2 separate regions of the Homo sapiens genome follow, and region 1 is linked to region 2. A link is an interaction called in ENCODE POLR2A ChIA-PET data of the cell type or tissue named here. Cell type or tissue: PC-3. All regions are shown on one strand. Each heading gives the region's core, and the rest is flanking DNA. Links, peaks and the distances in the headings are about the cores only. Region 1 overlaps LYPLAL1-DT (LYPLAL1 divergent transcript). Region 2 overlaps LYPLAL1-DT (LYPLAL1 divergent transcript).

Region 1 (15,721 bases), core at 5,514-8,013, 52 kb after region 2:
GATGATTGGGTAAAAGTTGAACTTTTGTTTGTTTTGAATATTTAAACTGTTGGCTGTGAATTTTAGAAGATAGTTGGAAAAAAAACTACTTAAATTTCATCTCTAAGAACAACTTTTTCTTATGCAGTGTTTAACTTTTAGAGTGAAAGTCACTGAACTGAAAACTGGGTGGTCAATTTATTAACAAATTTCAACAATTTTGAAATAAATTTATTAGAATTCTTTAAAGATAATTTTCTTTTGGTATTCTAAAACACTGCTCCTTGTACTTTATTATGCTTAAGAATAATTTTGCAAGTTTATTACAAACTGCAAAGTACTAGGGATTACTACTAGAATTTCAGAATCAGGAGGTCTGGAGTGAAACAAAGACATTTGTGTAGGTAGGTATTTTTTTTTCTATGCCTAAAGCATGTGTTATTTTCTACACACTATTCCAAGTTCCAACTAATGTGCTGGGAAAATATAATTAAATATTATCATTTAAAAAATAAAATGGCACTATGAAAATACTACATTAATATCAGACTACTTTTTATGGTAAAATATTTTCAAGATCAATATTCTAAATCACATTAGGGGCTTTATTTTATATTAAATAAATATAAGACATGGTCGTTCAGATGCTCAAATCATGTTGTGGACCACACAAGATTAAATTAACACAGTCAAAATTAGTTAGATCTCTCCCACTTTTAAAATCATTTTCCTTCATGCCAAGGCTCTTGCTATTATATAATCTGATTCGTTCCCAGCTCAAACTGGCTGCTAGTATCATCCATCCTGCAGAGCAATTATCAAATATGCTAGGATTCTTAGTTGTGATAACAGAATTCACTCTACCTTCTTTAGGAAGAAAGGATTTTGTTACAAGATTTGGGTGGCTCACAGAGTCATCGTGAGGCTGAGGAAACAGACATTAGGCTAAGTTCCGGGAATGACTCCCAGAATCACACTCCCAACTGGCCCACCAAGGAAGCTGATGCCTCTGCCAAAATAAGGAAGTTTGAGATTCAGAAAGCTGTGATTACAGCTCTGCCACAGTCCACTCCGAGAAAGGAAGGCATCGTATCTTTCAGTTTTGTCTGCCTGATTCAGTTTCTAAGCAAAGTCTTCCCCAGGTGTATTTTATTTATAGAAACCAAATTAAATGTTTGTTTCAGGAGAAAGGGATTCTTCCTTGGAAAGTGTGATTTACACTGTAGGGAACTATACAAATGTAGAAGATGGTGGTCCAAAGATATTGGATAGCTGATGCCCACTGTACCTAGTTATTACAATATTTTGCGTCTTGATACATGCTTAAATAACTTTCTGTTTCTTGAGTGTCCTGAAATTAAGCATAAAAGTTTCTAGGTATTTTCTGAAGCATTTCGGCTGCTTCAAAATCAATAATTGCAAAATTTTAAATTTCACTTGGGCTGTTTATTTGCCCTTGGAGATGTGCATATTCCGGTTTTGAATGGGTAACAAAATAGATTTTGATAGAAATGTTTAAGCCAGAGGCTCCACGTATATGCAGCTTAGACAGGTACTTCATCTTTGAAAGTAAATAGATTTTTTTCTCATTTTGTAAATTGAGAGTACATTAAAATGTTTAATTTGGGGGAAGAAGTATGGGACAAAAAAATTATCCATGGGTCAGGATGGAGATAGAATAGCCAATGAAGTCTTTTTTCTTTAGTTTTATAATGCATATCTATAGCAAAAAGGACAAAATGTGACATGCTTGCCAATATTACCCTATAGTTACCTAGCACACAACTGTGATCCATAATAATAAACAAAGAAAGAAAGAAAACACTCCAAAAAAAGGCCATTTGCTTTGGTTTAGACAAAGCCACCTGACATTTGGGATGAAGGTCAATTACAGTAACAGACAAAATGCAGCCAAATTTGACAATTTTGTAAAACAGCATGGGTTTCCTTTAAATAAGAAGGGAGGAGGCCTGAAATTAATACTGAGCTTAGCTCATTGCCTCTCTCTAGTGTGAATTATCTAGTACAAATACAGTGCATGTGAAGAGCTTCTCAGAGTCCATTATCACTTGCTATTGGAATCTCTGCATGTGCGCTCGATGAAAACTTTCCAAATCATCTCGTGAAACCCAATCTGCTTGAACTCCATTTTTGGTGATAGGTTTCTATTTCTTTATTGCATCACCTGGTCAAGGCTGTGAAGCTGCCAAAAATCTTTATTCTCAGTGAACTCGGTCTTCCTATCTGGGAACATAAGTAGCTCCTTTGCTCTCACCTAGCAGACCGAGACTTTTTATGTCTACTGACCCCCTTGTTCCAAATATATTCTTTGATTTTATTCAGATGCAGAAAAAAAATAAGTGATAGCTTAAGGGTCAATACCTTATTAGGAACTAACAGAGCCATGCCTTGCACTTACAAAAAGACACTAATGTCAGTCTAGGGTATCTATCACCCAATAAATAGGAGGATTGTCATGTGGATTTGGGAGAAAGGTGGACACACATATAAAGGCTACCTCTCTCCATTTACATGTGAGGTTGGCAGTGTTTACAAAACAACACAGGTAAATTAATTGCCTTTTCAAAGAGTCATAAGCCACATCTTGTTAGAAACAACAATTCATAAAGGAGTAAATTGGCATTCCCTTATATCTACTTCTATGCCCATTGTCATTGAGTCAATTTAAACCATTACTATGTAACCTATCTTAAGGAAAAAAGTCTCCTGATGAGATTACAAGTTTCCAGATCGGTCCTCCATATTACCACCAGAGTCATCGTCCAAAAGAAAAATTATGTTTGGTTACTTCACTTCCAAAAATTCTTCAAGGATCCTCAGTTACCTAAGGGATAAAGACCAGACTTCTCAGCGAGACATAGAAAACTCACTGATTAGATACAACTACAACCTATTCAGCTATGGACCCCGAAGATTTTCACTCAGAAGACAATCATACCAAGGTTTTTTTGTTTGATTTGTTTTTGTTTTTTTGTTTTTGAGAGAGTCTTGGTCTGTTGCACAGCCTGGAGTGCAGTGGCAAGATCTTGGCTCACTGCAACCTCGTTTCCCAGGTTCAAATGATTCTCATGCCTCAGCCTCCAGAGTGGCTGGGACTACCGATGTGCACCACCATGCCTGGCTAACTTTTGTATTTTTAGTAGGATGGGGTTTCACCATGTTGGCCAGGCTGGTCTCAAATTCCTGGCCTCAAGTGATCTATCCGCCTCAGCCTCCCAAAGTGCCAGGATTAGAAGCGTGAGCCACTGTGCCCAGCCCATACCAAGGTTTGGAACAGATTCTGCCTGAGTCAGTTAAACTCTTTGGGAAGATCAGGCAGTAGAGTCCAGTTTTCCTGCCCTTAGACTGGTCATTGTTATGCTGTGTGTTAACCCTTAGCATGTATAAGCCCACCAAGATTCAGCCGTCTCACTGACTTTTCAATGTTTGTCTAATTCTTATATGTTTAGGCTTTAATTTCCTTGTTCACCCTCCACTTCTAACACCAGGATTCTAGCTCTGTACTGAAAGTTAGCCTGCTTGAACAGGTTTGTAGCATGCTACATAACTAGAGTAACAGTCATATCACTGGACCTTCACAGCTGGCTGGAGATCTGACCCAACTTAAATGGTCACTTACATGAGATGAGACTTTGTTATCACCATCATCTTGAGACTCCTACAGCTGTGTTGTATGCAATAGGTCAGAACTTTAGCACATCAGTGCCAATCCAAATAGCGCCAAATGAGCCATCTGAAGCCAGTGTATGCTGAAGTTAATTGTCCTAATCCTAGCCCTACTCTTCTAGGATTACTGCATCTTTAACCAGTTTGTACCTAACAGGACCCAACATACCTTTGGCATATTCCACATAAGTTACTGTTCTACAGTCTAGACACTGATTCTTAAATGCAACATGATGCTCTTTTTACATCCACCCTGACCCATGTTATTTGCTCCTCTTAGGCTTTCCTTACCTTCGTCCAATCATCCAACTTATATCTTTTAAATGCTACTCCTATGAAGTCCTCATTAAAATCCTAAAGCTTTCTCCTACTTGGAGCATGCCTCGAGCATACAACTTCTCAGACTGCATTGCTACTGTTTCATCCACAAAAGACTGAGACCTCCTCAAGATCTAGCTTAGCCCTTAACAGCTCCTTCCTCACTCACAGCTGAGACCATATGTGCCCTATAAAAATGTCCCTGGGGCTACTCCAACATTTCATGGAGTTTATCCAGAATCCACTCCCACTCTTTAGTCCAAATCCCTTGTTTTAGTCTAATACTCACTTGCCTTAGTTCCAAATGCCTTATTCCTGAATAAACTGATAGTTTCTGCCCTCTCTGCCTTGCCTCTTAAGGTTGACCCTTAAACTGTCTCCCTGGCTTTTAATTTCAATTGCATCCTTGGATCTACTTGAGCTCCTTGCTCGTACATGCTCTGGCCAGAAACACACAGTTTGTGTCCAACCGAGTCTCTAGGGACTCTGAGTTAGGTTCTATTTGTCAAGGCAGTGAGTTTTGACAAAATAAATAAATATATTTGAGGTTTATAAAGTTTTTCCTAGTGAAAGAGAACAATGGCCTCTTCTTCATTAGGAGCAGTTACTGGTTTATGTTTTGAAAAGTAGAGTGTAAGATATCTGCTCTGCAACACATGATTCCTAGCCAGGGAAAGGGTTCCACAGATGAAACCCGAAGTGACATAATGTAAAAATGAAGACCACTTCAGATATTAATTTACTCAGTGAAAAAGATGACCACAATAGGAACAGTCATGGAAATACCTTAATCATCACTTCATTCCTCATCCCTCCCCCTTCTTTATAGTGACCTTTCCAAGTTCCACACACATGTCATGGTCTTCTCACACTGTTGCACCTACTATAAACTCTACCAATAATACCCTCCCCTCTGTTTTTCCCCTCATCATATTTTTGTCTTTCAGATTTGGGTAAATATCATTAACTGTAGGAAGTCTTTTTTGACTTCCTAATTGCACACAGTGCTCCTCTCATTAAAGATAATTTTTGTTAGTTTGTTTGCAACTCCCACAAGACTTTAAATTCAATTAGGACAGGGAATGTGAGTTTAGATAGTTGAGCAGATGGTACAGCATGCAGTCGTTAGTTCATGTTGAATATATATTTGTTAAGCGAATGAATGGACAAAAGTAATTGCTATCACTTATATATGATGTAGCCGTACACAGGAGACATGACAATATGTATGTACACGGAGCTGATTCAGACTAGATGTGTTCTCTATGGTGGGATAATAATGGGAAGGTGGGGGAGGATAGGAAAAGGCATTGAACCAGTAAAGACACTAAGTTCAGACACTGATGAGTGGCAGATGTCATGACCAGAAGAAATTTTTGGTATCAAAAACTATAGCTGAGATAACAGAAGATATCTCTGTTGGCAGATGGGAGCCTGGTAAAAAGAAGATTTAGATCAGAAAATGTTCATTAATACAGGCAAGCAAGTAACTTTAGAGGGATCTTAGAAGAAGTCATTACCATGACTAAGAAGGATTGATATAAGAAGTGTAAGAATTGTTTAATATTGAAAAATCTAAATAATATAATCTATCACATTAATAGACTTAAAGAGAAAAATCACATAATTATCTCCATAGATGCTGAAAAAGCCTTTAATAACATCCAATAACAATAGAAAATGAATAATAAAACTAAAACAATAAAATAATTCAGTCATACAGCAGAATATAAGATAAACATTAAAGCCTGTACATAAATAAGAAGCAGGTAGAAGATATAATAGAAGAGAAAATTCCATTAATGCTTTCATAAAAATGAGTAAAATCCTGAGGGATAAACTTACAAGAAATGTGTGAAGCTGACATGAAGGAAGTTACAGTAGTCCTCGCTTATGCATGGAAACTACATTCCAACAACCCCAGTGGATGTCTGAAACTGCAGATAGTACTAAACCCTACATGTACTATGCACAGATTTCTTTTTTCTTCTATGTAAGATTTCTTTTTCCTCTTCATGATTTCATGGATAGAAGTTTTAGATGTGGTATTCAATATTTTTCTTTCCTTAAGTCAAAGATTTCAGCTTTTCACTTAAAAACAACACTTTCTGGATTCTCCTTTTGGCATCTCTGAATTGCCAATATCATTACTTTTTTGCTTTGAGGCAGTTATTAAATCAAATAAAGGTTACTTGAACACACAGGTATCGCGATATCATAACAACTGATTTGATAACCAAGATGGCTACTATGTGACTCCTTGGCAGGTAGTGTAGACAGTGTGGATATGCTGGAAACAGGCTGATTCACATCCCAGGCAAGATGGTGTGTAACGGCATCACACTATTCAGAACAACACACAATTTAAATTAAATTTATGAATTGTTTATTTCTGGAATTTTTTATTTAATATTTTTAGATTACAATTGACCTTGGGTAACTGAAGCCACGGAAAGCAAAACGGTGGATAAGGGGCAACTACTGTATAAAACACTTCTGAAAAACCAAAAGTAGACATGAACAAATGGAAGTACACCTCAACATCATCAATTGTATCAGCTGTCCCAAAGTTATTTATAAATTAAATATATTCCTAATAAAATACCAAGGAGCTTTTTCCCTGAGCTAGGCAAGGTGATAACAAAATTCATATAAAAAAATAAATAAACAGCCAGGCACAGTGGCTCATACCTGTAATCCCCACACTTTGGGAGGCCAAGGGGGAAGGATTTCTTGAAGCCAGGAGTTTGAGACCAACCTGGGCGACATATTGAGACCCTGTTTCTGTAAAAAAAATTAAAAAGTAGCCATGTGCAGTGGCTCATGCCTGTAATTCCAGCACTTTAGGACACTGAAGTGGGATAATCACTTGAGCCCAGGAAGTCAAGACTGCAATGAATGAGTAATGATCATGTCACTGCACTCCAGCCTTGGCAACAAAGCGAGACCCTGTCTCAAAAAATAAAAATTAAATAGACCAAAAGGGAAAGCCAGAAAAAATATTTTTTAAAGAGATATAAGAAAGTACTAACCATACCAGATATTAGAACATACTAAAAAACCTCTTTAACAGCATTATCCAGTGGACCTTTTGTGATGATGGAACTTTTTGTATCTGCACTGTCCAATAAAATAGCCACATGTGGCTAAATGAACACTTAAAATATACCTAGTGCAACTAAACAACTGAAGTTTTAATTTTATTTCATTATAATAAATTTAAATTTCAGTAACCACATGTGGCTAAGACCTACTATATTAAATAAGCATAACTTTGCAATTAAGTATGGAATTGATGCAAGAATAAGCAGACCAGTTAAGTAGAATATTAGGTCTAAAACTAGATTCTCTCTCACACACACACACCTATAAAAAATTCATTCACACTATAAACAAAATCTTCCCATGTGCCAGATATGCTGGAAGTAATTAGGACAGAAAAGTGGATAAGAACTAATAAATTCACAATCCATGATGAACAATGATGGAAAATAACGGAGGGTGTTATAAGTGCTCACGAGAAGTCACTGATTCCTCCCTGCTGCTCTATATACTTTACCCAGACTCACCAATTTCAACATATACACACACACACACACACGTACATATACATATGTACACATACACATACATATGTACATGTATATGTGTGTGTGTGTATATATATACATGCTATGTAAAAGATGTTATCAATGGGACAAAGAAGACCTCCTTAATAAATGGTGCTGGAACAACTAGGTAATCATTTAGTAAAAGATAAAACTAGATGTATTCCTTGCACCATTACCAAGAATAAACTACAAATGTTACCAGCAATCTAAATGTAATAAATGAAATCATGCAAGTACTAAAAGGAAACACGAGTGAATTCTTCCTTATTAACCTTGATATAGAGCCAAACTTTATAACTATGCTCCCCAAATCTAGATGCAATAAAAGGAAAGATTGATAAATTTAACTATATAAAAAAAAATTAAAAAGCTTTTGAATGGCAAAACAAATTGAACAAACAAAAAATTACCATAAGTAAACTCAAAGATAAATGGAAAACAGAAAAAAATTACTGCAACAAATATGAAAGAAAAATGCTAATATTCCTAATATGTAAAAAGCTTTGAAAATTGAGAAAAAAGATTTTAAAATCCTGTTGAAAATGAGCAAAAGCATAAAGATATAGTTAACCAAGTGGTCCCTACATGTAAAGCTTATTCTACTCACAGAAGTAGAAATGTACACTAAAGCTCGCTGAGATAACTTTTCTTATCCATCATATTGGCAAAACCTCAAAAGCATATAAATACACTACTGGCAAGATTCTTTCATATGTTGCTGAAAGGAAGGCAAAATGGCCTAACTCTTATGGAAGGGCAGATTTGGCAATATTTAACAAAACTGTGTATGTATTTATCTTTTCATGCAGCCATTCCACTTCCTGGGATTTACCCTGAACAATATGAAAATACATGCAAGGGGTTATTCATTACCTCATTATTTGTAATTGCAAAATATTGGAAACTACCTAAATATCCAGGCATAGGAGATTGGTTAAATATACTATGTTACATGCACACAATACAATAGTATAGTATTATGTAGCTATAAAAGAAAATGAAGAAGAATTCACTGAAGCAGTAGGGAGTTACTTCCATAATATATCAAAGGAAAATAGCAAAGCATAAAAGTATATATTGTATCAATTGTACATTTTCTGAATTTGACCATTTGAGTGTGGTTATGTGAGAAATGTTCTTTGAAAATAATACACAGATTATTAAAGAGTAAAGGGAAATAATATATGCAATCTATTCACAAGTAGTTCAGGAAATGTAGGGAGAAAAAGCAAGCAAGAAAAACAAATGTAACAAAATGTTGAAATTGGTGAATTTGGGTAAAGTATATAAAGAGCAGCAGACAGGAATCAGTGACTTCTCTTGAGTACTTATACAACACTCTGTTATTTTCCATCATTTTTCACCATGAATTGTGAGTTTATTAATCTTTTTTTTTTTTTTGAGATAAGGTCTTGCTCTATCACCCAGGCTGGAGTGCAGTGGAGCATTCTCAGCTCACTGCAACCTCCTCCTCTGGGTTCAAGTGATTCTCGTGCCTCAGCCTCCCGAGTAGCTGTGATTACAGGTGCACACCACCACACCTGGCTAATTTTTGTATTCTTAGCAGAGACGGAGTTTCACATGTGGGCCAGGCTGGTCTCTAACTCCTGGCCTCAAGTGATCTACCTGCCTTGGCCTCTCAAACTGTTGGGAAACAGGCGTGGGCCACTGTGCCTAGCTGAGTTTATTAATTCTTATTCACTTTTGTCCTCATTACTTCCAGCAGGATCTGGCACATGGGTAGATTTCAAGTATAGTGTGAATGAATTAATTAATGAATTTTTTAAAGAACGAGAAAAGTGATTGTATGAATTGGTTTCTCCAGGAAATGTATCTTAGAGGAGGTAAATCTTAAATGCGTTTTTAAAATTTCTAAAACTGTGTCAGGGTGGAACAGAGGGTGAATATGAGCAGAGGGAACAACTTAAATAAGGCACAGAAACAGCTGTGAGTGCAATAGGGCTGGAGACAGTCAGGATCATTATGACAGAAACAGAGGCTTTAGAATGAAATTACTGGGAAATAAGTTTGGATAGCTGATGAAGAGAATCAGACTGTAGAGACACTTCAAATCGAGGCAGGAAGTTTGGGGAGGCACTAGAAACTCCCACTGGGCTCTTAGGAAACAAACATCCAGATAGCCACCATACATGGTTCCTCCTGATGACCTATTTGCACAGAAAAAAACAGGCCAATGATGAGGATTTTCGTCATTTCCCTGTCTTGTGTTGGTCACTGATTTTTGTCAGTGAGGCAGGCTTCCCAATGCCCAGTTATTCCTTTTGAATTTTGAGATAGGAATCTAGACAGATGGCACCTTAGTTTGACCTTGCCGTTATATAACCACAAGAAAAAGTTACTGTAGTTTTTTTTTTTTTTTTTTAAAATCTGTTACACTAACTGCATTATTTCATGCTCTGGAAGTTTTACTTTGGTGAAAAAATATGAAAAAAAAAGATTACCTTAAATAAGTTTTAACTTTAAGGTACAGAAAATGAAGAATGTCAGCTCCCATGATTAACTATCCTAGGCATGGCTTATGCTCTATGAGGTGCCAAAACTTGATGTGAATAACATTAAATGCTTCAAGATGTGCAAGCACATATATTCTCAAATGGGCAGAAGTGATTATTGTGAACATAGGCAAACTTTAGTTGAAGGATATGCATAATTGCTTTATTACACAGGGTGTACCAGGTCTACATGTATTTATTCATTAATTTTGTATTTTTTTCTGAAATGATCAGCATTAATTCCTAGTAACTGCATTTCTATAAGACATTCATAATATAAGAATATAACTATAATATACAGACAATAATCAGATTGAATTTAACACTAAATGACATAGAGCAGAATGAAGAATTTTTTAGAACTTAGCAAAATGCTACCCTTTCTTCTGGCTGGCCCAGGCAGGGAAGAAAGAAGGTGACTGGAATTCAGAAAATAAAATGACAATTTCTTTTTTCATTAGATGCCTATTTGTTAGCAAAAGAAGTACTTATTTTAAGCATTATTCAAAAAACACATCCTCAAAATATTAATAAACATCTCTTTAAAAATTCCTATATATACAGTTGTCTTCATGCCAATGCATTTGCAAATTAGTTTAATTATATAGGCACTCATTAACACATATTTATTATAAATCAAGAAGCTGCCAAATACTGCTTTGTGACCTGGGGATATAAACAGGGAGAAAAAAAGGCAAAGACAAAAATCTCTGTCCTCAGGGCTTATATTCTCGTAGGGAGAGATAGACATTGAACATCATAACTAAGTCTAAAATACAGTGTGCTGAAGGTGACAAAGAGTATCAAAAAAAGTTAAGCAGGTGAGGATAGGAAGTGTTGAGTGGGTAGTGTAACCACCAAATGTGTAAGTCTTGCCTGCTGCCCAGATATAGCCTATTTATCAAGATAGGAATTGCACAGAGAAAGAGTTTAATACACATACAGTCTGCTAAACAGGAGACTGGAGTTTTATTATGACTCAAATCAGCTGACCCAACAATCGAGTGGTTAGGGTTTTTCAAGAACAATTTGGCGGGTAAGAGGATAGGGAATGGGTGCTGCTGGTTGGTTGGAGATGCAATCATAGGGGTGTGGAAAAGAGTCATTGTGCACTGAGTCCCCTTGTGGGTGGGGGCCACAGAGGAGTCACTAGTCTGGATGGAACCATCTGGTTGTCAAAAAGGCAGAAGCCTGAAAAAACATCTTAAAAGGCCAATTTTAGGTTCTACAATAGTGATGTTATTTATAGGAGTAATTGAAGAAGTTGCGAATCTTGTGACCTCTGGAATAACAGCTGGTAATTATTTAACTACATCTACATCTTAGCAGAATTCAGGCCCCTCTCATCCTCCTAACCTGGTGGCCTTTCATTAGTTTTACAAAGGCAGTTTAGTTTGAGGAGGGGCTATTATTATTTAAACTATAAATTTCTCCCAAAGTTACTTGGGCCCATGCCTAGGAATGACAAAGGGCAGTTTGAAGATTAAAAGTAAGATGGAGTTGGTTAGGTTAGATCACTTTCACCATCGTAATTTCCTCACTGTTGTAATTTTTGCAAAACTGATTTCAGTAGCAATTTTAATTAAGGTTTTTGGGAAAGTCTAACTAAAAAGATATTTGAGGAAAGAGCTGAAAGATGTGAAAGAGTGAGCCATGTGGAAGAGTGGACAGGAATACAGCAAGCTCCAAGTAGCTCCTGGTGTGTCAAAGGAGCACCTAGGAGGGTAGTGTGGCTGGAACACTTACTAGGGACTTAGAAACAGGAGGCATGTCTCAGAAGGCCACAAAACGACATGGTGGATCCTCATGTCATTATCCCCTAGACCCAGGACTTACTTACCACAGAAAATCTGTCTAAGGACAGGCAGCATTTATGGTAAGTATACGTTTATGATAATATCAAAGTTGTTTTGACCTAAGGACAGGATTTGCAGTAAGCATGTGAAAGTAGAAATCTAAGAGGCATTCTCAGAATTGCAGTTCATCAGAAGTCAACATGGCAGATTAGCATCCAGGATGGAGGTACTTCAACCTCCACAAACTCCATGTAAGATGAACTCAAAGTGACCCACACCAGGACATATAATGAAGCTTTAGAAAGACAAATGCAAAGAGAGAATTTTGAAAGCACCAAAAGAAAAGCAATTCATCACATAGAAGGGAACCTCAATAACATTATTGGGTTTCTCATAAGAAAATTTGGAGGCCAGGAGCCATCAGGCTGATATATTCAAAGTAGTAAAAGAAAAAAAAAATCTGTCAACCAAGAATCCTGTATTTTGCAACACTATCCTTCAAAAATAAAGGACTAGTTTTAAAATATCCAGATAAACACAGACCTGCCCTGCAAATGTTTAAGGGAAATGTTCAAGGGAGTCCTACAGGGTGAAATAAAAAGACACTAGACAGGATCAGGCACAGTGGCTCACACCTGTCATCCCAACACTTTGGGAAGCCAAGGCAGGCAGATTATGAGGTCAAGAGATCGAGACCATCCTGGCCAACATGGTGAAACCCCATCTCTACTAAAAATACAAAAATTATCTGGGCATGGTGCCATGCACCTATAGTCCCAGCTACTCGGGAGAATTACTTGAACCCAGGAGGCGGAGGTTGCAGTGAGCCGAGATCGCACCACTGTACTCCACCCTGGTGACAAAGCAAGACTCCATCTCAAAAAAATAAAAAAATTAAAAAAAAAGACACTAGACAGTAATGCAAAGCCATATGAAGAAATAAAGATCTCAATAAAGGTAAATATACAGGCAATAATAAAAGCTGGTATAATATTATTGTAATGATGGTTTGCAACTCTACTTTTATTTAAGAGACATTTTAAAAAGTATTTCTCTATAACCCAATATTTTGTAACTTTGATGTGTAACCCCACATTTTGTTTTCTACATAATTTAAGAGACTAATGTATTTAGAAAAATTCCTATTTCATATTTTTCAGCACACAATTTATAATGATGTAATTTCATGACATCAACAATTGAATGGGGTAAGAATTGAGCTATTAAAGAAGTAGAGTTTTTGTATATTATTGAAGTCAACTGGTATAAATTCAAATCAGAGTGTTACATCATTAGGATGTTAAATATAACATCCCTGGCAATTACAAAGAAAATAGCTATAGAATATATACAAAAGGAAACGAGAAAGAAGTTTAAACAAAAAGTCAACTAAATACAGAAGAAGGCAGCAATGCATGAAATGGGTGACACAAAAGCTACAAAAGTTACATAGAAAACAAATAGCAAAATTCAGAAGTAAATTCTTTCTCATCAATAATTACTTTAAATATAAATTGATTAGATTTTTCAATCAAAGGGAGATTGGCAAAATGGATTAAAAAAGAGCATGCACAATCTAACTATATGCTGTCTACAAGAGACTCACTTTAGATCCAAAGACACACAAAAATTGAAATTGAAAGGATGGAAAAAGACATTTCATGCAAATAGTACATAGAGCAAGTATGGCTACTCTAATACCAGACAAAATAGATTTTAAGTCAAAAAGATCACAAGAGACAAAAAGGTTATAATACAATGATAAAGGAGTCAAATTATCAAGACGATATAACAGTTTATATAATAACATAAACATTTATGCACTTAATGACAGGCCATCAAAATATATTAAGGAAAATGTGAAATAATTGAAGGGAAAAATAGACAGTTCTTCAATAATAATTGAACACTTCAATACGTCACTTTCAATAATGAATAGAACAACCAGACAAAAGTAAGAAAACAGAGAACTTAACACAATACACCAACACATCTAACAGCCATATATATATTTTTCTCAAGTGCACTTGGGATATTTTCCAGGATATACCATATATTAGTCCACAAATTAAGTCTCAGTAAATTTTAAAAGATAGATATCATACAAAGTATCTTCTGTGACAACACTGGGATAAAGTTAGAAATGAGTAACAGAGTAAAACTGGAAAATTCATAACTTTGTGGAAATAAAACAACATGCTCTTAAACAACAATCGGATCAAAAAATGAAGAAAATATTTGGAGATGAATGAAAATGAAAATATACCAAAAATTATGGGATGCAGCAAAAACAGTGCTAAAGAGGAAACATATAGCTATAACTGGTTACATTAAAAAACAAGAAAGGTCTCAAATCATCAATCTAACTTTACAATTGAAGGAACTAGAAAAAAAAACAAACTAAACACAAAACTACCAGATGGAAGGCAAAAAATAAAAATTAGAGCAGAGATAAAGGAAATAGAGAATAGAAACACAATAGAGAAAATTATAAGCCCCCCAATATTAGTTTCTTTGGAAAGATTAACAAAAATGACAAAACTTTAGTTGGCTGAACTAAGAAAAAGAGAAGCTACTCAAATGAAAATGAAAACATGACTACCAATTCTACACAAACAAGAAGGTTACAAGAGAGTATACCATGGACAATAGTATGCCAACAAATTGGATCAGTAGATGAAATTGACAAATTCCTAAAAACATAAAATCTACCAAGACTAAATTATTAAGAAATTTAAAATCCGTTTGGACCTATAACTAGTAGGGAAACTGAATTAGTAATCAAATATCTCCCAACAAAGCGAAGCTCTGAACCTAATGGATTCACTGGTGAACTCTAACAAACATTTACAGAAGAATTAATACCAATTGTTCTTACCTTTTTCCAAAAAAGAAAAAGAAAAAGAAAAAAAGAGGAGGAGAGAAAACATCTTAATTTATTTTCTGAGGCCAGCTTTACCAGCTTTACTCTGATACTAAAGCCAGATAAAGATACTACAAGGAAAGAAAATTACAAGCCAATATTTCTTGTGAACATTGATACTAGCACACTTAATTCAGTGACATATTAGAAGAATTATATACAATAACCAAGTGAGGTTTAATCTGGGAATGCAAGAATGATTCAAATACAAAATCAATCAATGTAATATACCACATTAACAGAATGAACAAAAAGCACATCGTTATCCCAATTGATGCAGAATACCTTTTTACAATAAAAATACTCAACAAACTAGGAATAGAAAGAAACGACCTGACCATAATAAAAGTCATACATAAAAAGCAAACAGCAAACATTGTATTCAATGATGAAAGACTTACAGCTGTTCTTCTAAGATCAGAAAAAAAGACAAGGATGCCCGCTCTCACTACTTCTATTCAACATAGTACTAAAAGATTTAACTAGAGCAATTAGTGAAGACAAGAGAACAAAAGACATCCAACTTGGAAAGAAAGAAGTAAAATTATTATCTCTGTTTGCATATTATATGATCTTATATGTAGAAAATCCTAAAGATTCCATAAGAAATCTATTAGAGCTAGTAAATGAATTCAGCAAAGTAGCAGGATACAATATCAACACACAAAAATTGGTTGCATTTCTATACACCAATAATGAACAATCTGAAAGGAAATAACATTTAAAATTCCATTATAATAGCACTGAAAAGTCAATTTCTAAGTACTTTAGAAACTAAAGATGAAAGACTTGTACAATAAAAACTACACAACATTGCTGAAAGAAATTAAAGATGTAAGTAAATAAAAACACATTCCATATTCATGGATCAAAAGACTTAGTATTATTAAAATG
Region 2 (15,721 bases), core at 6,170-8,669:
CTTATGGGACCATTGTCTTATATGTGGTTAGTCAATGACTGAAATGTCCTTATTTGGTGCAGGACAGTATTTGGATGTTAGGCTTATCAGACATATGATTTGAAATATGTTCTGGCATTCTATGGGTGCAACTAGTAAATTTTGACAAGGATTCAGCTTGGGAGATCCTTTTGACCTGTTAGAGTACAGCATTGGCAATCTATCTTGACTAATTGACTTTAGGTAGATTCATTCTTAGCCTATTCTTCCACTTGGTGCCAATTATATCTTGTATATATTTGTACCTCTGGGTACCTGGAGTGGGGATTTTTATAATCACGATTTTTAAAAATATATATGATATATATATACACACATATAAAATATACATGTATACATATAGCTTATATATACTTTATATGTATAGTATATATATAAAGAAATCTTACAATGCATTAATAAAAAGACAAATAGCCAATTCAAAAATGGACAAGGAATTTGAATAGACATTTTTACAAAGATATACAAATAGCCAACATGTACATGAAAATATGTTCCACATCATTAGTCATTAAGCAAATTAAAAACCACAATCAGATGCCATTTCACACCCACTAGGAAGGCCATAATCAAGGGACAAACAATACCAAGGGTTGAGGAGGATGTGGAGAAATTTCAACTTCAATACATTGCAACCAGGATTGTAAATGTTGCACCTGCTTTTGGAAAAGTTTGGCAAATCTTCAAAAAGTTAAACACAGAGTTACCATATGACCCAACAGTTCCATTCCTAGCAATATACCTAAGATAATTGAAAACATATATACAACAAAAACTTGTACATGGATTTTCATTCCAGCATTCTTCATAATAACCAAAAAGTAGAAACAAACTTCCATCAACTGCTGAATGGATAAATAAAATATGATACATCCATATAATGGAATAAAATTCATAAAAAGAAATTTAGCACTAATACATGCTGTAATATGAATGGACTTTGAAAACATTATTAATATGGTTTGGCTGTGTCCCCACCCAAATCTCATCCTGAATTCCCACATGTTGTGGGAGGAACCCTTTGGGAGATAACTGAATCATGGGAGCAGGTCTTCCCATGCTGTTCTCATGATAGCAGATAAATCTCACAAGATCTGACGGTATTATAAGGTGGAGTTTCCCTGAACAAGCTCTCTCTTTTGCCTATTGCCATCCATGTAAGACGTGACTGCTCCTCCTTGCCTTCTGCCATGATTGTGAGGCCTCCCCAGCCACTTGGAACTGTAACTCCATAAAACCTCTTCTTTTTTAAATTGTCCAGTCTCAGGTATGTCTTTATCAGCAGCATGAAAACTGACTAATGCTGTAAATTGGTACCAGTAGAGTGGGGCACTGCTGAAAAGATACCCCAAAATGTGGAAGCGACTTTGGAACTGGGTAACAGGCAGAGGTTGGAACAGTTTGGAGGGCTCAGAAGAAGATAGAAAAATGTGGGAAAGTTTGGAACACCCTGGAGACTTGTTGAATGGCTTTGCCCAAAATGTTGCTAATGATATGGACAATGAAATCCAAGCTGAGATGGTCTCAGATGGAGATGAGGAACTTGTTGGGAACTGGAGCAAAGGTGACTCTTCTTATGTTTTAGCAAAGAGAGTGGTGGCATTTTGCCCTTGACCTAGAGATCTGTGGAACTTTGAACTTGAGAGAGATGATTTAGAGTATCTGTCGGAAAAAATTTCTAAGCAGTAAAACATTCAAGAGGCAACTGGGGTGCTGTCAAAGTCATTCAGTTTTATAAGGGAAGGAGAGCATAAAAGTTTGGAAAATTTGTATCCTGACAATGCGATAGAAAAGAAAATCCCATTTTCTGAGAAGAAATTCAAGTTGGCTACAGAAATTTACATAAGTAATAAGGAGGCAAATATTAATCCCCAAGACAATGGGGAAAATGTCTCCAGGCACGACAGAGGTCTTCGTGGCAGCCTCTCCCACACAGGCCCAGTGGCCTAGGTGGAAAGAATGGTTTCCTGGGCTGGGCCCGGGGTCCCCATGCTGTGTGCACCCTAGGGACTTGGTGCTCTGTGTCTCTGCTGCTCCAGCCATTGCTAAAAAGGGCCAACATAGAGCTTGGGCTATGGCTTCAGAGGGTGAAAGCCTTAAGCCTTGGCAGCTTCCATGTGGTGTTGAGCTTTCCAGTGCACAGAAGTCAAGAATTGGGGTTTGGGAACCTCAGCCTAGATTTCAGAGGACGTATGGAAATGCCTGGATGCTCAGGCAGAAGTTTGCTGCAGGGGCAGGGCCCTCATGGAGAACCTCTGCTAGGGCAGTGCAGAAGGGAAATGTGGGGTTGCAGCCCCCACACACAGTCCAGACTAGGGTACCACCTAGTGAAGCTATGAGAAGAGGGCCAACGTCCTCCAGACCCCTGAATGGTAGATTCACTGACAGCTTCCACCGTGCACCTGGAAAAGCCACAGACACTCAATGCCAGCCTGTGAAAGTAGCCAGGAAGCAGGCTGTATCCTGCAAAGCCACAAAGGTGGAGCTGCCCAAGACCATGGGAACCCACCTTTTGCATCAGCATGACCTGGATGTGAGACATGGAGTCAAAGGAGATCATTTTGGAGCTTTAAGATTTGACTGCCCTGTTGGATTTCGGACTTGCATGGGGCCTGTAGCCCCTTAGTTTTGGCCAATTTCTCCCATTTGGAATGGCTGTATTTACCGAATGCCTGTACCCCCATTGTATATAGGAAGTAATTATCTTGCTTTTGATTTTACAGACTCATAGCCAGAAGGGACTTGCCTTGTCTCAGATGAGACTTTGGACTGTGGACTTTTAAGTTAATGCTAAAATTAGTTAAGGCTTTGGGGGACTGTTGGAAAGGCATGTTTGATTTTGAAACGTGAGGACATGAGATTTGGGAGGGGCCAAGGGTGGAAAGAAATGGCTTGGCCGTGTCCCCACCGAAATCTCATCTTGAATTCCCAAATGTTGTGGGAGGGATCCAGTGGGAGGTAATTGAATTATGGAGGCAGATCTTTCCTGTGCTGTTCTCGTAATAGCAACTAAGTCTCATGAGATCTGATGGTATTATAAGGGGGAGTTTCCCTGAACAAGCTCTCTCTTTTTGCCTGCTGCCATCCATGTAAGGCATGACTTGCTATTCCTTGCTTTCCACCATGATGGTGAGGCCTCCCCAGCCACTTGGAACTGCAAGTTCATTAAACCTCTTTCTTCTTTAAATTGCCCAGTCTCGGGTATGTCTTTATCAGCAACGTGAAAACTCACTAACACAATTATACTAAATGAAAAAAGCCATACATAGAAGGCCAAATAATGTATAATTCCTTTGATATGAGAAAAATCCATAGAGAAAGAAAGTAGATTAGTAGTTGCTAGGAGATGAGGGGAGTGGACGTTGGAGTGTGACTGCTAATGAGTATAGAATTTTTGCAGGGGTAACGAAAAGGTACTGGAATTAGTAATGATGGTTGCACAACTTTGTAAATATGCTTAAAATCAAGCAATGTACACATTTTACGGTATGTGAATTAAGAATTTTATTTTATTTCAGTAGCTTTTAATGTGTAAGTGGCTTTCGGTTACAGGGATGAATTATGTAGTGGTGAATTCTGAGATTTTAGTGCATCTGTCACTGAGTAGTGTACACTGTACCCAATATGTAGTTTTTTACCCCTTGCCCACATCCCACCTTCCACCTTCCAAGTCTCCAAAGTCCATTATATCACTCTGTATGCCTTTGCATACACATACTTTAGCTCCCATTTATAAGTAAGAGTATACAATAATTGGTTTTCCATTCCTGAGTTACTTGAGTTACTTCACTTTGAATAGTGGCCTCCAGCTCCATCCAAGTTGTTGCAAAAGACATATTCATTTCTTTTTATGGCTGAGTAGTATTCCTTGACATTTTCATTATCCACTCATTGGTCAATGGCATTTAGGTTGGTTCCATATCTATGCAATTGCAAATTGGGCTGCAATAAACATGTGTGTGCATGTGTTTTTTTCATATAGTGGCTTCTTATCCTTTGGGTAGATACCCAGTAGTGGGATTGCTGGATTGAATGGTAGATCTATTTTTAGTTCTTTTAGGAATCTCCTTGCTGCTTTCCATAAAAGTTGTAGTAATTTACATTCTCACTAGAAGTGTATAAGATCACAATTTTTAAAGCATTTTTAAAAATACTAGTTGCCATTTCCATGTCTCAACCCATCTAGACCAAAACTAGCAATTCCCTCTTCAACCAGGTCTGATTCAATGCAAAATAAGGATTCAATTGAGTGATATCTTTATCTGTTATTGTATCTAGAAATGCCTCGTGTACCTAGTAGGTCAAAATGGTTCCTAGAAAAAGTTTCTGGATACAATCTGAGTAGTACATACCAGTGTACACAATCATCATTTTCCAATTTAACAGTCACCTTTCCAGGTACACAATCCTTTACTCTTCCTTGGCTTACTCCTCTTGATTTTTCTTCTATAAAAATGAGACATATCATGTGTCTTTTCATTTTTATTTGATTATCTATTGCCTATCTCCCTGTTTAGAATTTAAGTCCCACAGGACAGGAAAGCTGGTTTTGTTCCTTGCTGTTTTCCTATCACCTGGAACAATACTTGGTGCAGTGCCTCCCTTATGCTAAATGACGAGTTAATGGGTGCAGCACACCAGCATGGCACATGTATACATACGTAACTAACCTGCACATTGTACACATGTACCCTAAAACTTAAAGTATAATAATAATAATAAAAAATAGAGTTATCCAATAATTAAAGCCAAGAGTGTCAAGTTCTCCCCTGAGCCCTCTCACTTCTGATAGGGACTTGCACATATTCCTGTGGCCTCTGAAACTGAGCTCTTATACATGCCTGGCCCTCTGCGCTCTAAATGTCAGTGTTCCCACCTTCATCTTCTGCTTTCTGTATCCGCTTCACTCAAAGATCTCGTCAAGTGTTTCCGAAAGCCTAGAAATGTAACCCTTATTCCCAACTGAAATGTATGCTGGATAGTTTGGCTTGGGAATCTAGGCTCTAACCTGGAAATAAATTCTGATTATGAGTGCTGTAGTGGCCAAATCAAAGGCTAAAGGTCTTTCTCTTATCTACTACTGTTCATTCCAAATGCATATTTTGGCCAAACCAAATATTCTAGGGATATGCAAGTCACAGCCTGTGGCCTCAGGAAAACTAGTCATAGAGATCTCTGAAAAAAAGAAATCTGTCACCTCATTTCTGAGGGTGTACTTATTTTCCCTGTGTTTGACCTTAAGATTTACTTTTAATTATCACATTGTACAGGCCTATGTTGAACTATTCCAAATAATTCCATTCATTTATAGCTGCTTTCCTATATTTCTGCTGACATTATGTACTGGATAAACCCACTTAATTGACTTTCAGACAATAGGCTTAAAGTACTAGATAACATTCATATTTAAAAATGAATTATTCAACCATTTATAATGTATCATATCTGATTCTATCACTAGAATCTAACAATTTGAAACCCTGATATGGTTCTTAGGGCCCCTAAGGCACTAAGACGAATTACTACTCCCCACCTTTACATAAGCTCTTTGTAGATTGAATATGCAGAGCTCTTTGAAGGCTTAGTTTTATTTAAGCCTCCATTTCCAGGATGATTTCAACTGAATAAAAATATCTGGGCTGGGGGAGTGTGGGAAGACTATTTGCCTTATCCCCACATACCCCTAGTGATGGCCCTGATGACAACACACATCGGGATGTTTTGAACCATCCTGATGATTGATTTGATTTTTCCACTCCTCACCTAGACTTTTGGCATTGCCTAGACAGAGCTATAGCACTTTGGGCTGTAGTCAGCCACTTGCTTCCAGCTGCATGTTTTGCTCCACACTCTGCTTCACCTTTCTTCTTGGCTACAGTCACCCTTGACTCCATATGTTTTTCTCCATGTGTCATCCCAGCCTAACTGAGCACAAAGTCTCTAGCTGTTCCCTGTCCAAGACACACATCTTCCTTGAATCTTGCTCAGTAACAAGTCAGTGTGTTTAATCAATCCTTTATAGCTTTACAAGATATAGCAATGGCTAAAATTGGTGTGGTTAGAAAAGCCCACCCTCCTAGTTCAGAAATCAATAAGCATTTACTCTGTGTTTCCTTTATGTTTAGCGTGCAACCAGATCTGGAGAACCTAAGTTATGAATTTCCACTCCCTAATCTTACCTCTGACCAGGGCAAACTATCTGTGGAACAAATCAATTCCATTTAGCAGATGCTGTATTTCTTGAGAGGCAGAGTGCTAAGATACCTCAGGGATTACAAAGATAAATAGCATACATTCCCTATGCTCAGACCATTTTCACAATACACAGAAGTAAGATTGTAAATTATGAAACTGTGGGATTAAAGAAATGTTCATGCCAAATTTGAACTGATGAGAAATACAATTTATATAATTCTTGCAAAATAGCATAATTTGAAAACATAGTTAATTGCAAACTGTGTTTATGTTATTGTCATCACCCACGCCACTAGGAAAATGAAACACAAACTCTCCTTTGTCAGTATTAGGAGAACCATTATCGATTACTTTTTGTATCAGAATTTCTGAAAGTGAGTCTTGGTTTTAGAATCTAAGCAAGCACTCTTATTATCATTTCTAATCTTGTTTTTCATATCCTTGCACAGTGTTACTCAAGTTCATTAAATGGTGCTGCTAAAGTTAGTGCTGAGAAAAAAAGAATAAAGTTAATAACTGGAATAGACATATGATGTGATAAAGCACTATGAAGAAAAGCAAACAACCACCAATATTAATGTAGGAAAGAGTCCTCAGCAAAATAATAAAGAAAATGTAAAAAGCAATTTCAAAGCAAATATATACTAAATATATACTAAAGAATTAGAAATTCTTAAGTTCCAAAAATGCATTCCCCCTTTGGGAAAATTTGTTTTGAATTATTTGAGTTTTAAGTTATGCAGAGTATCCAGGAATAACACTTCTCTCATATGAAAAGCAAGTGCCCTGCACTTAAATTTTATTTCCCACAGCTCTACCTTACAATCCCTGCAGTTTAGTTAGAAAAGTCTCTTTATTATTCCACACATCCTCTGCCAAGGAAACCAGTATTATTCCTTTCACTATTTCTTTTATTATGCTCTTCTTCCTGTTTTAAATATCTTCACTCTTCCTACCCACTAATCCAAATATATGGCCTAGTTTCAAAGGCCCACTCAAGCGCCACTTCATCTGCAAAGCTGTACCTGACTTAGTAGAGTCACAGGATTTTATACTTGGAATAACTCTTAGAGATTATCTAGTTCAAATATTTTCCAACTGTGCAACATAGAGACACTTAGAAGGCTTTTGAAAGAGAGTTAGAAATGGGAAGGGAAGTAAAGTGAGCAACAGAGTTCTGGAGCTCTCACCTACTTTAATCCAGCACTGCTTTCATCATTTTAATTATTTACCTTTCCCAGAAAGACATTGTTTGAACAAAAGTTTCCAGAGCTTTAGATCATAAAAATCCACAGTTCAACATGATGAATGAAGAAACTAAGGCTGAGTTGAATATTTTATCCTGATTCACAAACAATCTAGCAAACTAAGCTAAAACCCTAGGATCTCTGGACTGCCAGCCCAGCTACATTGATATCCCTATTTTGTTTATCACCAAAATAATTACAATTTCCTATTGATGATTCTATAGTGTCTTTTGTTATTTACACATATGTGTCTTGTCTAATACACTGAGTGTGGCTGTTCCATGGCTGGGTGTAATTTATGCTCTTCCACTCTTCTCTGAGCAGAGAACTGGGTTCACAGTATGATTGCTGACTTTTCTTCCCAGGATAGACATTCTTGATTCATATATAAAATTAGACACGCCAGTACTTAGACAATCAACTCCATGTATTGACTGAAATAACATAAACTGCATCCTTCACAGAAACTATTTATTAATGTTGACATTAATGGTAGTCAGTACAGCTACATTTTTCATAAAAATTAATATTTCTGCCTCATTTGTATTTTTTCCCTCATGTATACAAACCTAGGCTTCATCATTTAAACTCCTTGTTCTAAATGACATCTGGTTTTTAACCCTTTAATCTGCTTTTTGGGTAGCTTTCACTATTGCAACGAGACATTTTAACAAGAAAAACTAACCCTTTATTATTTTTTTAAAAAAATCCCTAATTCTTGATCTTTGTAAGTTCTTCCTGTAGCTGCTTCTTTCTTCTGATACATTTCTTGTAGGGGTACACTGCACTTGCTACCTTTGTTTCCTCCCCTCCCAGCTCCATATTTGGGTACTATATGATCTACTTCTTAAAAGTGGTAATGTCGACCATTGTGGAAGACAGTATGGCAATTCCTCAAAGGTCTAGAACCAAAAATACCATTTGACCCAGCAATCCCATTACTGAGTATATACCCAGAGGAATATAAATCATTCTATTACAAAGATACATGCGCATGTGTGTTCGTTGCAGCACTGTTCACAATAGCAAACACATGAAATCAACCCAAATGCCCATCAATGATACACTAGATAAAGAAAATGTGGTACAGCTACATCTTGGAATACTATGCAGTCATAAAAAGGAATGAGATCATTTCCTTTGCAGGGACATGGATGGAGCTGGAAGCCATTATCCTCAGCAAACAAATACAGGAACAGAAAAACCAAACACCGCATGTTCCCACTTATAAGTGGGAGCTGAACAATGAGATCACATGGACACAGGGAGGGGAACAACACACACTGGGGCCTGTTGGGGGAAAGCAGGAGGAAGAACATTAGGAAAAATAGCTAATGCATGCTGGGCTTAATACCTAGGTGATAGGTTAATAGGTGCAACAAACCACCATGGCACACGTATACCTATGTAACAAACCTGCACATCCTACACCTGCACATGTACTTCAGAACTTAAAATTGAAATTAAAACAAGTGGTAATGACCTTTTATTTGTAATTTAAATTACCTTTTAATACTTTATCTTTCCTATTCCTCTATGCTTTCTTTATTTCATTCACTCCCATAAATATTTGACTGTCAAATCTACTTTTCTAGGAGTCTCTTCTCATCAACCCTTTTAGACCAGGGCAAGAGAAGTCCCCTTCTAGACTCCAAGCTTTAGACATTTGCTCTATCTCCCATCCTCCCCCTCCAGGGCCAGTTGTCTCCCAGCTCACACTATCCCTTCTGATTCAGATGCTGGGTACCTGGGACCATCATAATTCCTATTCACATTCTCTATCTCGTTGAATCTACTTCCAGGGCCTAGTGGCTTCTTGACTTCAGGACTATACTTCCAAACATCCAGTGTATCCCAAGATCCAAGTGGTGACAAAGGAGTGGTTGTTTGTGAGAAGCAGGGATGAAGTGGAGATATCATCATGTTCACATTCCTTCCCTGCCCCTATCCCTGCCCCATTTTCTATAGAATAGAAAACAAATTTCTTCTCATAGTTTCAAGATCTTCATAATGGCTTCACATAGCTCCTAAGCCTGGGATTTCCATGTGTGACCCTGAGGCCTGTGCATGGATAGGGCTAGCGGGAAGGAGGGTAAAGTGGGAGGAGAAGAGGTCCTTTCTGAGTTACTGCCACTATATTTTATCATGGAACTGTAATTCGAACTTGGCCTTTGAGGTTGATATGAAAGCATGTTTGTCATGGTAGGAGGTTAGATATTTTATTTAACAGTTTGTGGCTTGATTTATAACTTTTAAATATTTAACATATGGTACACAGTCCTCCATTTGCAGTCTTGTCTTAGGACCTACAAATCTTAGAGAAAGAGCTGGGTCTTTTCTCTCTAAGGCCAGATTAATTTCTGAGTTCCTATTGGTCTTCTCTTTAAGGGTGCCTCATTTGCATATCTAACTTAAAATATCAAAAGCTGAGTTGATATTCTCCTCCTCATCTTAAAGCTACTTGCCTATGTTTGTGTCTTCCCTTAGTTAATGCCATCACTATCCACTCAGTCTCTAGCTATAGGTCTTGGAGTCATTCTCAACTTTTCTCTTCCCTAACCCTCAGCATTTAATCAGAGATAAAATATATTCTATGTCTGAAATATCTTGACTCCATCTTCTCCTTTCAAGCCCCATCTCTCAGCTGATTCATTTTAATAGCCATTTTACTACCCTCTTCCTTTCCCTCCTTAATTCACTGTCCACATTTCCACCAGCATTGTTATGTTCACATTCCCCTCCTATCCCTGATCCCTGCCCCATTTTCTATAGAAAACAAATTCTTATTCATAGTTTCAAAGTCTCCACAATATAACCAGAGCCTACCCTCACAATCTTGCTTACTTCCCACAATCATTCTTATCTCTTCTTTTTCACACTCATCTACACAGCCATACATGCCTGCACTATAATCTAGACGATACAGATTTGTTAGATACTTGTTAATCCCAGACTATTTGAACATTTATAAACTTGTCAGAAACTTTCACATGCATGTACTTTTACCTAAGCCACCGCTTCTGTCTGGACCATTCTCTCCTTATTTACATTTCTGTAAAAATGCGATTAACTACACTATTGCCGTTTACTCTGTGAAGTCTTCCACAATTACTCCACCAAAATCACTGTCTTCCATGATTACCTAACATTTGTTTATGCCAATATTATTCTACTTAAAAATGATGGCCTATAGCCATGTTATAAATGAATGCCTCTCTAGCTCTTAAATATAAATTTATTGTATGCAGGGACTAATCTCTACTCATTTTTGTATATTATTTGTGCCTCGTGTATTGTCCCAGAGTAGGTGCTTTGTAAATGTTTGTTTAATTTCTGAGTGAAATTTTAAAAGAGATCAGCTTTAATTAAAAAAAAAAAGAAAGCATACAACATATTTCCCTAAAGGGGGCTATCAGGATTTCTTTGTTCTATTCTAGCCCACTCTGCAACCTTCATTTATTTTATCATACAATTCTAAGATGTCTCTCTCCAAAATGGGTTTAACATCCCTTCTAAAAGCTGCAGTGGTATATCTGCAAAACCTGTCAAGAAGCCCTGATGAAAGGCAATGCCGAATTGCAAGCATTATTACAAAGACAGGTGTGGTGTTCAATTCAAAACCAGCCACCTGTGCGTCCTCCGTTTTCAGAGATGACTCGCACATGTTCATCACAGATTCCCCAAGTCACTTATCGCCTGTGCACTCCTTAGAGGGAGACCATCTGGAATTGCAGAGTTTTCTATTCTTAAGCTCTTTTAATTTTTCAATCACCTGCCCTGACATAAGACGGGTTCATTTTCTGTTTATAGTATGTCTCATGGGCAGTTTATGGATCTGTTTCTGGCATTTTCCCTCCAATCATCTTGGGAATCACAGCATGAAGGTGGTGGGCAGGGGGGTAGGAGGAATCCAGGTTAGACTGTTTAATTTTCTGTTACGGGATTTCTGTATCGTTTTGGGTTTTGGAACTGGTAATGCCAAAATGCTGCTTCTTTACTCAGTATACAGGCAAAGGCAAACCATTTAAGTCTACCAAACATCTGGATAATAGTGACAGTATTAACAAATTACTTGACAATTCAGAAGTGATTTTCATGTATATTATCTAATTTAATTCTCATTACAATCCTGTGAAGTACATTTCCTGTTACAGATAAAAAAACAATGGTTCATTTTTGTTTTCTTTTGCAAGATCACAGAAATAATAAGAGCTAGGAAGTAAGTTTTCTGAATCTAAATCCCATGATCTTTAGTAGAGTATAACATATAGGGAATAGCCAAATAATTAAGAAACAAATATCAGCTATATTTCAGATAAGCAATCTATTATTTACAGAATTAAGAGTTACATATAACATAGTAAAGTCTCATTCATATGTAATAAAATGTGCTTGTAAAAACATAAAGGTCAATTAGAAAAAGGGTCAAAATTGCAATATTTTAAGACAGTTTTAGTACTAGTAAACATGGTGTGTATGATAAACTAAAAAGTAAATGGACAAGAAGTAAAATACCAGTGAGATTATGCTGGGTCAGATCCAAAGCCAGCACGGCACCGGGTTTCTTGCCTAAGGTCCATGGTGACCACTCCTTGGCTATTGCCAATGTTCACTCAAGGCCCAAGCACTCTTTATTCAGCTGGTGGCAAATCCAGCCAGGCTTGTGTTTTTCCCTTCAGTATGACGAGCTCCCCCTAAGCCCAAGACAAGTCCTAAAATGTCATCTGGGAGCCAGGACCTGGAATCAGGATCCTTAGGAATTTACTTGGTGCTGTATTCTACTATGGCTGAGCTGGCAATCAAGTGCAAGATTAAGCCCTTTATTTTCTTTGTTCTCCTTTCCTCAAGCAGATGGATGCTCTCCCTGTGGTCACCGACACCCCAGGCCTGAGGCAAGTACTGAGACAAGTACTGCCTGGCTACCACCAATGTTCACTCAAGGCCCAATGGCTGCTCAGTCAGCTTATGGTAAATGTTGCCAGTCCTGTGTTTCTGTCTTCAAAGAAGTGGGCTCCCCTCTGGCCCAGGGTGGGTTCAAAAATGCCATCCAGGAGGCAAGGCCTGGAACAAAAGAAGCCCGTTGTTTTTTTTGTTTGTTTGTTTTTTACTGACCTGATACCCAAGATGCAAGACAAACTCGTCTTTACTCTTCCCTCTCCTTTCCTCAAGCAGGAGTCTCTCTGCGTGGCCACCACAGCTGGGAATATACTAGGTCACACCTGAAACCAACACAGCATTGGGTGTCACCCAAGGCCTGTGGTGAGTACTTCCTTGTTACCACTCATGTTTTTTCAAGGCTCAAATGCTGTTTAGTCAGCAGGTGATGTATCCTGCAAGTACAGGGTCTTTCCCTTCAATGCAGAGGGTTCCTTTCTGGCCCAGGGTGTGTCTAGAAATGTCATTTGGAAGTTAGGGCCTAAAATAGGGGCCTCAGGAATTTGTCTGGTGGCCTATTATACTGTAGTTGAGCTGGTATCCAAGTTGCAAGACAATGTCCTCTTTACTCTCTTCCCTCTTCTCTCTTCAAGTGGGAAGAAGGAGCTGTGAGCTGCGCTTCCTGGGGCTGTGGGAGGGTGACACAAGCACTCCCTTAGCCACCCTAGCTGGTGTCTTACTAGGTTGTGTGCACCCCAAGTTCACTGGCTCTGAGCCCAGCACAGCACCAAAACTTGCACAGGAATTGCAGTCCTTGGGGCCTAGACTGCTTTTCAAGTTTATTTAGGACCCCAGAGAGCGTTAGCCTGCAGTGGTGGTAATAGCAGGAACCTAGGTTCCAAACGCTGGCATGGATTATTTTCCTTTGGCTATGGCTGGTCTAAATGTTCCCTCTGTGGTTGCTGGTTGAGTTCTGCACATGTTGCTTTCCACTGTGGCAGGCAGAACTGAATTCCAATGCAAAGTCCCACAATCACTGAGCTGTCTCTCCTGCAAGCACACATATTCTCTCTCCATTCCATATAGCTGCTGCTGATGGATGGAGTTGGGGTGGTGTTGGCTGTTCGAGATTGTCTTTCCTACCCTCTTCAGTGCCTCTTTCCTTGATATGATGTCAAAACTATGTACAATGATCACTCATCTGATTTTTGGTTCCTGTGAAGACTTTTTCTTGTGTAGACAGTTGTTTAATTTGGTGTTCCTGTGGGGAAGACAATTGCTGGAGGGTCCTATTCGGCTATCTTACTCCACCTCCTCCCCAGGGTTTTGTTTTAGCAATGACTATATTACTTTTATTTCTAATAGTTTCATTTTGTTCTTTAGTGTTTATGATCTGTCATTACATTAGGTTATTATTTCTTCTTCAAATATTTTGATAATTTTATATTTTGTTGAAGAACTATGAACATACTTATTAATCTCTTCCAAATTGTTCTATTATCTCTGTTTTTAGTATGTTATTTTCATGCTTTTCTCTGCCTACTCTCTCTCTCAAAATTGTGTCTCTCTAAAAAAAACTTGTGTGTGTGTGTGTGCGTGCGCATCTGTGTCTGTATATGTATACATGTGACATATTATCTTCAGTTGGTGACTGCTTTCCTCTGTTAACTCTCTCTATAGATTGTGTCTCTGTAAAAAATAAATAAGTTGTATATGCACAAAGAGAGATCACTTTCAGTGGGTGATTTATTTTTTCCTTTGTGTGTCCCAAACATCCAGGGATGCAGAATTTTCTTTATAGAGTTATTGAGGTTTTATTGTTTTGCCTCAGTACAGAAGATTCCTCTGGTATCAGACCAGTTTTTAAAAATGAATTTCAAAGCTTATTATTCCTGCTTTATGTATTACTACAAATTTTGACCACATACTTTTGGTGCAGCTTGGGTTCTTGACTTTTCTCTCAGGAGATGATTTATAGCTACTTCCAGAGCCTGGGAAGTCTGTAAGATTGTTTTTGCATTTCGCTAGGGCTGTCTTCAAAATCTTCAAAGATATTTTTTCTAATCCACTATCCTGGAGGGACTCAAGGCTGCATCTGACAGTCTTATGAACTGCTAGGGTATCACTTCAAGGTTCCTTTTGGAACTGAGTTCTTTATTTGTTTCTGGCACTTAGTGATTTCCTTTCTTCCTTTTGAGATTCACTATATTTTTTCTTAATTAATTTACATGGTATTATATGAGGCATTTTTCTGTGTTTATATTTGAAGAGTGATCATACAAAAGGCTTCATGCAAAAATAAATTCTGCTTGTAATTAGTAGTGATTTAGGTTAGAACATTAAATAAGAGGACTGGCTTGAGTAATTATTTCATTCTCTGATTTTATAGTTTAAGATACATTTTCTAGAGCGCCTAACTCCCTATTATACCAAAATATGGAAAGATACATACACCACTTTTTTCCCCATGGCAGACAGCCATAGTGATTCTCTTAAAATTTAAATCAGATCATGTCACTCTCAATGGCTTTCCATCTCATTAAGTACAGAACCCAGTCCTTCACATGCACCTAAAAGGGCCTGCAAATCTGACCCCCTGATAACTCTTTGTCCTCATCTCTTATCTATTAATACTTTCCTGTTAACCCACTTCACTCCAGTCATATTAGGCTGCTTATTGTTCCTTGGAATACTAAGCAAGATACCACCACAGACACTTCAGTCTTGCTATTTCCTCCATTTTGTGTGTATTACGTGAACCATTCACTCTCTAATTTGCCTTAGTACTCTGTTACCTTCCATGGCAACCCAACAAAAAAGAAAAAATAAAAAAACACACGTACACATTCCCTATTCCTCTAACCCTGCTGGGTTCTCCTGCTTTCACAGCACTCATTAGCATCTGACATAATATCCATATACTTGTTTATTTATTTTTCAGCCTCCCCCGTTTGTCATAGACTATACCTTCCAGGAGAACAGATATTTAACATGTTCTTGGTTTTTTATCTGCTGATGTATCTCAGTACCGAGAAAATTACCTGGTACATAAAAAAGCATTCATCTGAGAGATTAAAATAATACTATAATATAATTTATACTTCAAAAAACCTAGACAAATATAAACAAAATTTTTATCAAAATTATTTAAGGAATATATACATACACACATACTTTATTTTTAATTTTAATTTTTAAAATGTTGAATTTAAAGTATGCAAACTTTTAAGAAAGTTTTGAAATATGGATTTTAAAATCCAACTGATCAAAATTTCTGTTAAGTTAAATAGTAATGGAGAAAACTGTGTTCTTTCTTCCTCACAATTTCTTCAAAGAACATTCCATCTTCATCCAATCCACAGAGG

Evidence for each region. ChIA-PET counts read pairs that join two places held together with the same protein. Peaks named below come from ENCODE experiments on the same cell type or tissue, not always from the same donor. Only the 100,000 strongest peaks of a DNase experiment are listed, where the experiment ranks them.
Region 1: POLR2A ChIA-PET joins it to region 2 with 5 read pairs; 3 of 35 experiments call an interaction of 5 or more read pairs at or near these places.

Annotation. Positions count from the first base shown.
Region 1 is chr1:219,122,288-219,138,008 of GRCh38, forward strand. The region is part of intron 3 of LYPLAL1-DT (LYPLAL1 divergent transcript); the gene reads right to left. Among named protein-coding and RNA genes, the nearest start is that of LYPLAL1-DT, 44 kb to the right of the region's middle. In PC-3, for the core only: no CTCF peak of the experiment used is centred there; a DNase peak (open chromatin) is centred at 6,874.
Region 2 is chr1:219,069,402-219,085,122 of GRCh38, forward strand. It overlaps LYPLAL1-DT (LYPLAL1 divergent transcript), which reads right to left. Exons shown (of 5, transcript NR_038845.1): 5 at 11,572-12,542. Among named protein-coding and RNA genes, the nearest start is that of LYPLAL1-DT, 97 kb to the right of the region's middle. RefSeq lists a silencer at 12,830-12,899. In PC-3, for the core only: no CTCF peak of the experiment used is centred there; no DNase peak of the experiment used is centred there.